Linked DNA regions of Homo sapiens: region 1 is linked to region 2. Evidence: chromatin contacts called from ENCODE Hi-C or POLR2A ChIA-PET data. All regions are on one chromosome and are shown on one strand. The core of a region is the stretch at or near the end of the contact, and the rest is flanking DNA. Distances in the headings are between cores, read along the strand shown. Region 1 has its middle 11 kb from the start of MRPL1. Region 2 overlaps CXCL13 (C-X-C motif chemokine ligand 13).

Region 1 (5,639 bases), core at 414-2,913, 240 kb before region 2:
TGTTAGATTCTGACACCAAAGCCAATGCATCTGACCACCACACCCTCTTCCTGCTTCACTGCTACCCAGAAACTCTGGTATTTCCACATATATTCAGCCGTGACTCAATATTTCGGTGCTGATGTATTAAATTAGAGAATGGCCAGATAACATCAGAGTGTATAGGAGAAAGTAAGTAACATGTAAGTACATTACACTATTTTTTGATCGTCAAAGCCACGCATATAAATCACAAGTGCCAACAAAACACTAGAGTTATTTTTTTTTATTTCTAATGCATGAGGAGGTAAAACTTGTTTGAAACATTTATCTAAAATATGGATAGACATATTTTTAAAACTTTGTAGACCTGAGAAAAGTAACAATACTGACAAAGCAATTCTCACGAGGACATCTTATTTTTGTAGAGAGTGTGCGTAACTCACAAGAGGAGGCAGTAAGCAATTGAAAGGATATGACACTCTTCCTCCCTTATGTACTGTGTGGCTTTATTGTTTTGTTCACTTCGAAGTGAACTTGACATTTTGTTTTTACTCTCCTTTCAGGTCCTGTCTTTCTTTTAGATTAGGTCAAACTGAGCCTGAGTTCCTTGCCAAGTTCCAGCCTCAGGGTTTTTTTCTCTATCTCTAGGTATCTCTTTTCTACTGCTTCAGGAAATGAGCCCAGGGTTTTCAGAGAAACTTGGGAATTATTTCTTAGTCATTTTTATCTGGACAATATTGAGTTCAAATACTCCAATATTCGCCTGTGCACAGTAGCACTGCATCTTGCCTAAACTATTTTATTCCATCTACTGATGTTTCTGTTGTTCCTTCCAGGTTAGCATTTTTCTTCTTCTTGTAGTTATTAAGTGGTAGATGTAGGGTAGTAGTGGTCTTGGAGGAAATAAGGTAAGGTAGGATGGGAGGGGAATGGAGAGAAAAGAGACTCAGAGTAGAGGGGCCTTTAATAATCAGGAGGCCAGAGGTTCTGGTCAGGCTTTCTTGGCATGGTCAACCCCAGCAAGTTATGTGCCTCAGTTTCTCTATCTGAAAATAGGGGTGACAGTATTTTTATGGCACACAATTCTCCATTGCTGTTCCCCAGCTTCAATGACATCTTGACAATTTATTCTAAACAACTGTGGATAATTGTTAAGGGTTAATATTTAATAGAAAATAAAAGCTGCTTTTCTGGCTCCTCTGGGAGAAATGAAAGAGCTCTAGGCCTTAGCAAACAAACAAACAAAAACAAAACAAAACAAAACAGATCAAAGAACTACACAGGGGTCCAAGGTGAGGAAGAAAAGTAATTAGCATCCTGAGCCATTAGGAAAAATAGATTGTATTTAGAGAATAAAAAACAACAAAAAAAAAGATTTCTCCAAAGGTCAAAGGAAAAAAATATCAACTGGGCATAGGTATATGAGTAAAAGAGTAAATAAAATATCTTTAAACTGTAATAATCTAGGCTCTAAAATATGTGCTGGTAACTTCCTATCTTTTCTTAGTTCGTACCATCATAAATGGTATATGACATGTAATTCTTCATGAAAACACAAGAATGCATCGCTCTTCTGAACCTACCCAGAGGGAAAGCTACAGAAGGCTAGGGAGAGTAAGATGCCCAAGTTCTCAAAGCTCTGCTATAGGAAGAGGCCAGACGCCTTCCGTGGTTTACGGTGAGGGTGGGGAGTTTTGTAGCATTACCACAACTCACCATGTATACTGCACACTGAAAGGATTCAGGAAGTAGCAACTGTATAATAGGAGGGCTTCATTAAATGCAAGCGGTGTGCACCCTGAGATTCACATACAAGCTGGACATACAGAGAATGTCCTGACTTCTTCAGGGGGTCTTTGCGTGGCTCTGAGGAGTGGTTCATCCTAAGGACAGTGAGAATGTTTGAAGGGCACAGGACCAGTATGAAAGGGAAGGCAATTCTGTGAGTGTTCCAATAACACTGTGTCTCCCTTTGTTCCTTGTGGCCTAGGTGCAGTTGTAGCTCCCACGCTTGCCTGTCCACATTTATTTCAATCCCTTATTGGTGCCCTTAACCCTGCCCACACCTCAGTAAATAGTACCCCTTTTAAACTCTCTTCAGTTAAATTATTTGAGTTTACCACCTGTTTCCTGCTCTGTCTCTGGCTATTACAGACACCTAGTCAATATATTGCTAAATCAGATTTTAACTGAAGAGGTGGGATAAACAAAGATAATTACTTACATTGGCCAAAAAAAAAAAAAAAGTTAACACTATGCTAATAATAACAATTTCCAAATTCCAAAGGAAATGCAGGCAAGAAGTCAAACCATTTTCAGCACGTCCTCTTATGGTTAATTTTAGTTCTTAAATCTATGCCGAGGTCTGTGTCTTACAATAAGAATACTACCTTCAACTTACTCACAATGTGCAATGCTACGGCAGTCTTTGCCAAAATCTTTTTCTCTACATAGAAAGAATGGCCTTACCCTATGATTTACACCGCTTCCAACACAGTACATATTCAATATCTAGAGTTGTTCAGTCAAGACGAATGCCTTGGGAACTCCCAACAAGACAGTTCTTTATGTTCATTAGCATTCTCCAAGACCCACAGAACAATCCCAGAGGACCATAGACACTACAGTCTGATACTCTTTAACTTTTCCCTCTAGTGTGAGTTGCAGAAAATGCCTCTTTGTTATTTCAGTTGTCTAGTGGATAACTATTAGATTGTACACACACACACACACACACACACACACACACACACACACACACAATCTCCTAAGGAAAAATATGAATTCTCAGAGACAGTTACTTAACAATACTTTGTTAATACAGTATTGGCCTACAAATATTTTTTAATGGAGCTGATGATTAACCTTAAGATCTAGATTTCTGTCTTATTTTGAAAATAGTCAGATTAAGCCATATTTCTACATAGCTATGATCCACTGGAGCTGAATAGACATTGCAATTTTTAGATGGGCGATCAACTTCCCAGATACACAGTCCTCATCACACTGCATTGCCTCTCTAGGCATTTTACTCATTCACAATATCTGCCTAGACTCTGCAGACACTTGAGTTTGCAGAGTCCCACTCCTTTTTAAATTATGTTCAGTAAGAAATAGATCTACAGTTGAAGAATAAACCTCTTAATAGTTGCTCTATTAGCCAAAAACACCAGGCCAAACCTTTGAAATTACCACTTGTAAGGGTTTGACTAAATTCTTAGGTAAAGATCCATTTGTCAGCTGGGCGCTGTGGCTCACACCTGTAATCCCAGCACTTTGGGAGGCCGAGGCGGGCAGAGCACGAGGTCAGGAGATCGAGACCATCCTGTCTAACATGGTGAAACCCTGTCTCTACTAAAAATATAAAAAATGAGCTGGGCGTGCGGGCGCCTGTAGTCCCAGCTACTCGGGAGGCTGAGGCAGGAGAATGGCGTGAACCTGGGAGGCGGAGCTTGCAGTGAGCCGAGATCGTGCCACTGCACTCCAGCCTGGGCAACGGAGTGAGACTCCGTCTCAAAATAAAAAAAGAAAAAAAGATCCATTTGTCTTTCATATTTTAAGCAATTCATGTAAGTTTTTTTTCCATCTGAACCTTGTATGTTTAATAATTGTTTTTGCTCCTTTTTGTCACTGGTGGTGTGTTTTATGTTCAGATGGTGTCTTTTTCTATTTTATATACATTCATTTGAATACATTAGAAACCCTTAGTCAAACTGGGTTAGGTAAACTAGCTCTCAGTAAATTAGTCTGATCCTACTTAATTCATGATTTTTAATTGAATTAATTAGTGAAAGTTTTCCCATTTGAACCTTGTGGTGTTTTGTCCAGTTTTAGCTTTATATGCTACAGAATATAATATAGTCATAGTTCAGACATTTCTTGTCCCTAGTCTAGAATTCTTGTTTGAAGTCTGTCTACTACCATTCCAACCCATTATTTAAACTTGATTGCCTACATTTGGAAATATAACGGAACACTGTATTTAATTTATTAAATTGATATTGTACTGAAATTGTAATTTTCCAAATGGAATCTCCATTGCCTAAAAAATCTTATTTAGAAAATTCAGAAACTTTTAAGACATTGCTCATTCAGCCAGGTGTGGTGGCTCATGCCTGTAATCCCAGTACTTTGAGAAGCTGAGGCAGGCAGATCACAAGGTCAGGAGTTCAAGACCAGCCTGGCTAATATGGTGAAACTCCATCTCTACTAAAAATACAAAAATTAGCCAGGTTGGTGGCACGCGCCTGCAGTCCCAGCTACTCGGGAGGCTGAGGCAGAAGAATTGCTTGAACTTGGGTGGCGGAGTTTGCAGTGAGCCGAGAGCGTGCCACTGCATTCCAGCCTGAGCGACAGAGCCAGACTCCATCTCAAAAAACAAACAAACAAAAAAGGCAGTACTCACTCAAACTTAGCCATGTTATAGTCACTACTGATTTAAAAATGATAAAGAAAAACATGGTTTTATTGCAATTGTAGTATGCACCCTATTAATCAACTTTGATGTAATCAATTTGTCACAGGCATTTGAACCAGAGCAATCCCAACTCTATATTTATTTATTTATTTAGAGAGGGAGTCTTGCTCCATCTCCCAGGCTGGAGTGCAGTGGAGTGATCTCAGGTCACTGCAACCTCCACCTCCTGGGTTCAAGCAATTCTCCTGCCTCAGCCTCCCCAGTAGCTGGGATTACAGGCACATGCCACCACACCCAGCTGTTTTTGTATTTTCAGTAGAGACGGGGTTTCACCTTGTTGGTCAGGCTGGTCTTGAACTCCTGACCTCAGGTGATCCACCTGCCTCGGCCTCCCAAAGTGTTGGGATTACAGTTGAGAGCCACCGTACCCGGCTATTTACTGAGACAGAGTTTCGCTCTGTCCCCCAGGATGGAGTGCAGTAGCCATCTCGGCTCACTGCAACTTCTGCCTCCCGAGTTCAAGCAAGTTTCCTGCCTCAGCCTCCGGAGTAGCTGGGATTACAGGCATGTGCCACCATGCCTGGCTAATTTTTGTATTTTTAGTAGAGATGGGTTTTCACTATGTTGGTCAAGCTGGTCTTGAACTCCTGACCGCAAGTGATTCACCTGTGTTGGCCTCCCAAAGTGTGGAGATTACAGACGTGAGCCACTGCGCAGGGCCGCAACTCCATCTTTAATAGGGCATGAGTAAAATAAGGCTAAGACCTACTAGGCTGTATTCCCAGTTGGTTAGGCATTCTTCCTTACAGGCTGAGATAGGAGGTCCACGTAAGATACAGGTCATAAAACCCTGCTGATAAAACAGGATGCAGCTGCTGGGCATGATGGCTCATGCCTGTAATCCCAGCACTTTGAGAGGCTGAAGCAGGTGGATCACTTGAGCTCAGGAGATGAGACCAGCCTGCCCAACATGGCAAAACTCTGTCTCTACCAAAAAATACAAAAATTAGCCAGGCGTGGTGGCACGTGCCTCTAATCCCAGCTACTCAGGAGGCTGAGGTGGCAGAATCGCTTGAACCCAGGAAGGGGCGGTTGCGGTGAGCCGAGATCGTGCCATTGCACTCAAGCCTGGGTGACAGGGTGAGACCTTGTCTCAAAAAAAAAAAAAAAAGACCAACCTGACCAACATGGCAAAACCCCGTCCTAATCTCAAAAAAAAAAAAAAAAATTAGCACAGTCT
Region 2 (5,337 bases), core at 1,277-3,776:
GGATAGAGCTCCTTCCCACCCACCCAGAAGGTGGGGGCAAGTAAGACAGATTTGTAATGTAGATACAAAGATCTTAAACAAACACATGAAAACTATTCAGCATCATTAACCATTAGAGAAATACAGATTAGGACCACAAGAGATTAAACACCCACTAAAATGTCTAAAATTTAAAAGACCGATAATACCAAGGGCTGGTGAAGATGTGAAGCAACTGGAACTCTCACATATTGCTGATGGGAATGCAAAATGGTACATTTACTTTGGAAAACAGTTTAGCAGCTTCTTATAAAGTTAAACATCCACCTGCCACATGACCCAGCATGTCCACTTGCAGGTATTAATCCAAGAGAAACCAAAACGTATGTTCCCACAAAGACTTGTAGTAAATGTTAACAGCAGTTTTAATCATAATATCCCCAAACTGGAAACAACTCAACGGTCCATCAACTGGTAAGTGAATAAACAAGTTGTTGTATGTCCATACAATGAAATAATAGTAACAACAAGGAAGAAGCTAGTAATACATTCAACAAGATGATGAATCTCAAAACCATTATGCAAAGTGAAAGCAGCCAGACAAAAGGCCGTACCATTTATAGGACAGGCTGGAAAAGGCAGAAGTATAATAACAGAACAGGGGCTGGGGCTGTTCCTGCTAACTCACTGAATTGAACACTTAGACAGGGTCAATTTTACTGTCTGTAAACTATAACTTAATTAACCTGACATAAGAAAAGCGAGCTCCCTTGATGACTTTAATATTCTGTGCTGGCTGAACTATGCGTTCCAATTTTAGAACACCGAAATCACCTGGAGGTTTTGGGAGAGGTTTTTTCCCTTTTTTTTTTTTTTGCCTCAAGTGTTTACTGACACCAACCAAATCTCCAATTCTGTGATTCTCTTACACCAACTGGGTATCCAGCAATTCAATTCAGTTATAATACTATCTGTACTTAGTGTAGACCCCACAGGTTAAAGGCTCAGTCCCACAGATGCCAGCTGCACATAGGGTGCCCAGGCTATCTTCCTTTCTGCCCAGCCAACCACAAACTTAAGGGTTCCTAGGTCACCCTCCTCAGGTTTGATAATTTGCTATAATGACTCCCAGAACCCAGGAAAGTAGTACTATTTCCAGGGTATTATAAAAGATACAACTCAGGAACAAATGGAAGAGATGCACAGGGCAGGGTGAGGAGAGAGGGGCACAGAGCTTCCTTCCATGCCTGCTCCAGCTCACCACCGCCCCCCTACCTCGATGTTCTGGAATTTCTCTGAACCTTATTGTTTGGGGGTTTTTATATCAGTTTTCATTACACAGGCATGATTGATTAAATTATTGTCCATTGGTAATAAACTCAATTTCTAGCCCCTTTCCTCTCTCTAGAGGTGGTGGGGAGGGTGGGACAAAAGGTCCAACCCTCTAATCACATGGTTGGTTCTTCTGCCTGCCAACCCCCATCCTAAGGCTATCCCAGGGCCTGCCAATAGTCACCTCATTGCCACAAACTCAGATATGGTTAAAAGGGGCTCATTGTGAATAACGAGACACTCGCATCACTCAGGGAATTCCAAGGGTTTTAGGAGCTCTGTACTAGGAACCTGGGACAAAGACCAAATATAGTTATCTCTTGGTATCTTCAGGGGATTGGTTCCAGCCCCTTCCCCAAAACCCCAGAGGACACCAACATCTGAGAATGCTCAAGTCCCTTATATAAAAGAACAGTATTTGCATATGGCCTATGCACACTCTGCTGTGTACTGTACTTTAAATCATCTTTAAATTACAATATAAATTCTATGTAAATAGTTGTTATGCTGTATTTTTAGAATGTATATTTTTAAATTATTGTATTGTTATTTTGGTGGATTTTTTTTTCCCCCTCAAAGTAAGGCCAAGGCTGAGCCCTTCTGTTGGAGAAGCAGAATCTTTTCTTCCTGGGCCTCTGCTGGTTGGGTGGATGGGTTTGAGCAGCACTATTGATGGGTTTGTTACAGGTCCCCTGCATTCTGCTACTAGGAGATCCCTGTGCTGCTTGGCCCATGCACCTCCTTCATTCAGTTTCTCAGTGTTGAACATCCTGTTTTGGCCAGCATTACCTTATATTTTCCATTCAACTCTATTTTACTTTGATTTTTGATTAACTTGTGTGTGTGTGTGTGTGTGTGTGTGTGTGTGTGTGTGTGTAGAGTCATTTATCGCATGAATACTGCACTGCCCTACTCTTCCACAAGTCTTTCTTTCCAGACCCAAACCCACTCAGATCTGCAATAGCCCGCCTTTCCTCAGACACTCCAGGAACTGGTTCACAAGTTTCCTGCATCTATGAGTTCAGCTCTCTGTCTCAGACCAGGCTGAACATCCCCAAATCCACTCCGACTTTTGAGGAATGCATGCCTGTGTGGTAAGAAAAGCGAGTTTAGAAACCCTCACTGGCCCTGCTTTTGTTTCGCTTTCCACATTGGCCCACTGCCTTCACGCCACCCACCAGCTGCCCAGATCCCCCTGGGATTGGACAACACAGGATGAACGTCTCAATCCAGCGGAAGCCTGAACGTCCTGGAGCTCCCACCCTTCCCCTGGCTTTGATTGGCCCTGAAAAGGATAGTGGCCAAAGAAGTTGAAGTAAGAAATATGTTTAGGGAAGGGAAAACTTGAGGCAGTCTAGTGAAGTGATTAACAGCATTTGCTTAGGAGTCAGATGGCCCTGGGTTTGAGTTCTGATTTGTCTTTTCTAGTTATACGATTTGGGGCAAGTACATGCCTCAGTTTCTACTGATGATACCAACCTTCTATAGAGTCAGCACAGTACAATAGTTAGGCACATGGATTCTGGTTCCGCACTGGCTGAATTTGAATGCTGGCTTGTCATTTAGTAGCTGCAGCCTTGACCTCCTGGGCTCAAGCAAGCCTCCCTCCTCAGCCTCCTGAGTAGCTGGGACTACAGGTGCACACCTCCATGCCCAGCTAGTTTTTATTTCTGTAGAGATGGAGTCTCATGAGCAAATGACTTAACCACTGTGTCCCAAGCAGGGGTGATAATAGTAGATACTTCACGAGAAATAGTGGTGTTTCTTATTTGAGACTTCTGAATATTTGTCTAACTACCAAAGGAGACCAAAATCGAATTAAAGAATGAAGTGATTCCTGATCTCTAAACACTGGAATCTGAAAAACGCTACAAGGCAGGATCTTGATGACATTTTATCAGCCCTCTATGTGTGCGTGTGTGTATTTGTAATTTAAAAGACATTGAATTGTAGACAAGAGAAAATATAGTAATTACGGGTGCTTTTAATTTTCTCCCAAGAAAGAATTTAATAACATAAAAATAAATTTAAAAATAAAAAGAAAAGTGAAAGAGGGAGTCAGAGATAGCTTAAAACCTGGGTGAACTGGGAGCAGACCCCCCAAAGCAGTTGTTAAGCAGTAGCGGGGTGGGGTGGGGAGAGGAACACACAGTGGAGCTTAGTGGTGTGGTGGGTAGGATATCCAGGCTGATGCCAGGGGCAGATAGGGACCAGAGTTCAAGTGTCTTCTTTGTCTGTTGGTCAAACTCAATGCAAAACTGTCAGATGAAACATTAGTGACTTTAAGAGTCAATATGACACAGTGAAAATGGGTTTGATAAGTGTTTGAAGTCTGGAGGAAATCACGGTTAGTATGCGGTAGGTAACACTAGGGGGAAGAGGCCCTCATAGCCAAATATTTCCCACTGTGTTAATATCAGGAATAACTTCACTCATCCTTTGCCAAATGATTTTAGATCATCTGTAAAAGGCAAATGAGATACAAAGAAAAATTAACCTCATAAAATCCTATTTTAAGAATCAGAGAATGTCTACATTTGAGTAGATGCTATATTAAGAATGAATTGCTCACAGCCTGGACAACATGGTGAAACTCCGTCTCTACAAAAGAATACAACAATTAGCTGGGTGTGGTGGTGTGTGCCTATAGTCCCAACTACTGGGGAGCCTGAAGTGGGAGAATTGCTTGAGCCCAGGAGGTTGAGGCTGCAGTGAGCTGTGATTGTGCCAGTGCACTCTAGCCTGAGCGACATAGTGAGACTCTGTCTCAAAAAAAAAAAAAAAAAAAAAGAAGAAGAAGAAGAAATTGCTCATAATTAAGTAAAATGTTTGCTCAACTTTATTGAATGTCATTAGATTTATAGGAATCATTAAAGAATTAGATACCAGAGTCCCCCCGGCCCCGCCCCCCACAAAAAAAGTCAGTGAAAAAGATGTGAGTGAAAGAAGTTTGTCAAGGCAAATGTGTGAAAGGATACATGTGTACATCACCCTTTAAATGCTTTCCCTGAGTATTCTATGAAGTCTGGGGATCTTCGAATGCTATTAATCTTAGACAGTAAATTTTATAAAGAAATTCTTTAAAAGTAGGACTTAATTCTCCTCCGTAGTGAGTTTTTAAGCAGAGGATATCTACTACATGGATTCCTTTGCCTCTTGACAGGCTCAAGTTCCATCTGCCTCCCAGGCAGCTTTTTGAGTCTTTCATAGAAGCCTGCTTTTAATATATGCCATAATTTTCTTCTTAATTCAAGCCACATGTTCAAATTTGAGGCTTAAATTCTCATTCCATTGTTTTCTAAGAAATTTTAAACATTAAACAACAAGTATATAATCAAAATAATCCTGTATTACTTATAACTGAATAACTATTTTCAAAGAAACTTTCCTCCCTGATGAATAAGAATGCAAACTCCAAGTGTATATAGGGTGCTGTGAGTGAAGAAGCTTGAGTTTGCCCCATCAGCTTCTGCAAGGTTATTTTTACATAGTCTCATGCTTATTTGTATGGGGAAGTTCTTTTTCCTGGAAAAGATTTAACTAAGCACAAAACTAAAATCCAGAGCAGGGATAAGGGAAGAATGCAGGTGTTCTTAGTGGAAATATCAGCATCAGGGAATCTTTCTCTTAAACACTGGAACTGGTAGAGTTGAAGAACTTCTTCTGTGAAGCAGAAACAAAAACAAAATTGTCATGTTTAGAGAAACACAAGAAACTGTGGCTTTCCTCTGGAGATACCGGGCAAGGACTCTTATGTATACTGGCATCTAGTTTGGTTTACTGAGCTGCTGGAATGAGCTACCCCTACTCCATCTGATAAGCAATAACAGTGAAAAACACACATTTGTCTTAGGAACTTCTCATAAATTCAAGCTAGTCCCTATTTTGACTGCCCAGGAAAGGGAAACTCTTCAGTACAAGTTGGAATCTGAAACCCCTTGTTATGCCTAACTTACTTTCTCAATACTTCCATCATTCTTTGTATCCATTCAGCTTGAGGGTCCACACACACAATTGACTTGTTCT

Evidence for each region. A loop is a pair of places that touch in the nucleus more often than their neighbours do. ChIA-PET counts read pairs that join two places held with the same protein, here RNA polymerase II (POLR2A). Pooled maps may share reads with other maps.
Region 1: a map of mammary epithelial cell shows a loop between it and region 2 (6-fold over the local background). The contact joins two enhancer-like sites. A Hi-C loop is called at or near these places in 7 of 168 maps with a recorded cell type or tissue (CD8-positive, alpha-beta T cell, MCF 10A, endothelial cell of umbilical vein and 3 more), 3 of 37 single-sample maps with no recorded cell type and 18 of 50 pooled maps. POLR2A ChIA-PET finds 5 or more read pairs at or near these places in 9 of 52 experiments (CD4-positive, alpha-beta T cell, GM12878, HEK293 and 4 more).

Annotation. Positions count from the first base shown.
Region 1 is chr4:77,849,380-77,855,018 of GRCh38, reverse strand. No RefSeq gene overlaps it. Among named protein-coding and RNA genes, the nearest start is that of MRPL1, 11 kb to the left of the region's middle. Within about 2 kb of position 1,663, at least 8 of the 41 ENCODE cell types and tissues checked have a DNase peak (open chromatin) inside an H3K27ac peak, as active enhancers do.
Region 2 is chr4:77,610,625-77,615,961 of GRCh38, reverse strand. It overlaps CXCL13 (C-X-C motif chemokine ligand 13), which reads right to left. Exons shown (of 4, transcript NM_001371558.1): 3 at 5,268-5,337; 4 at 4,128-4,974. The coding sequence ends at 4,923. Among named protein-coding and RNA genes, the nearest start is that of CXCL13, 7.5 kb to the right of the region's middle. Within about 2 kb of position 2,526, at least 2 of the 41 ENCODE cell types and tissues checked have a DNase peak (open chromatin) inside an H3K27ac peak, as active enhancers do.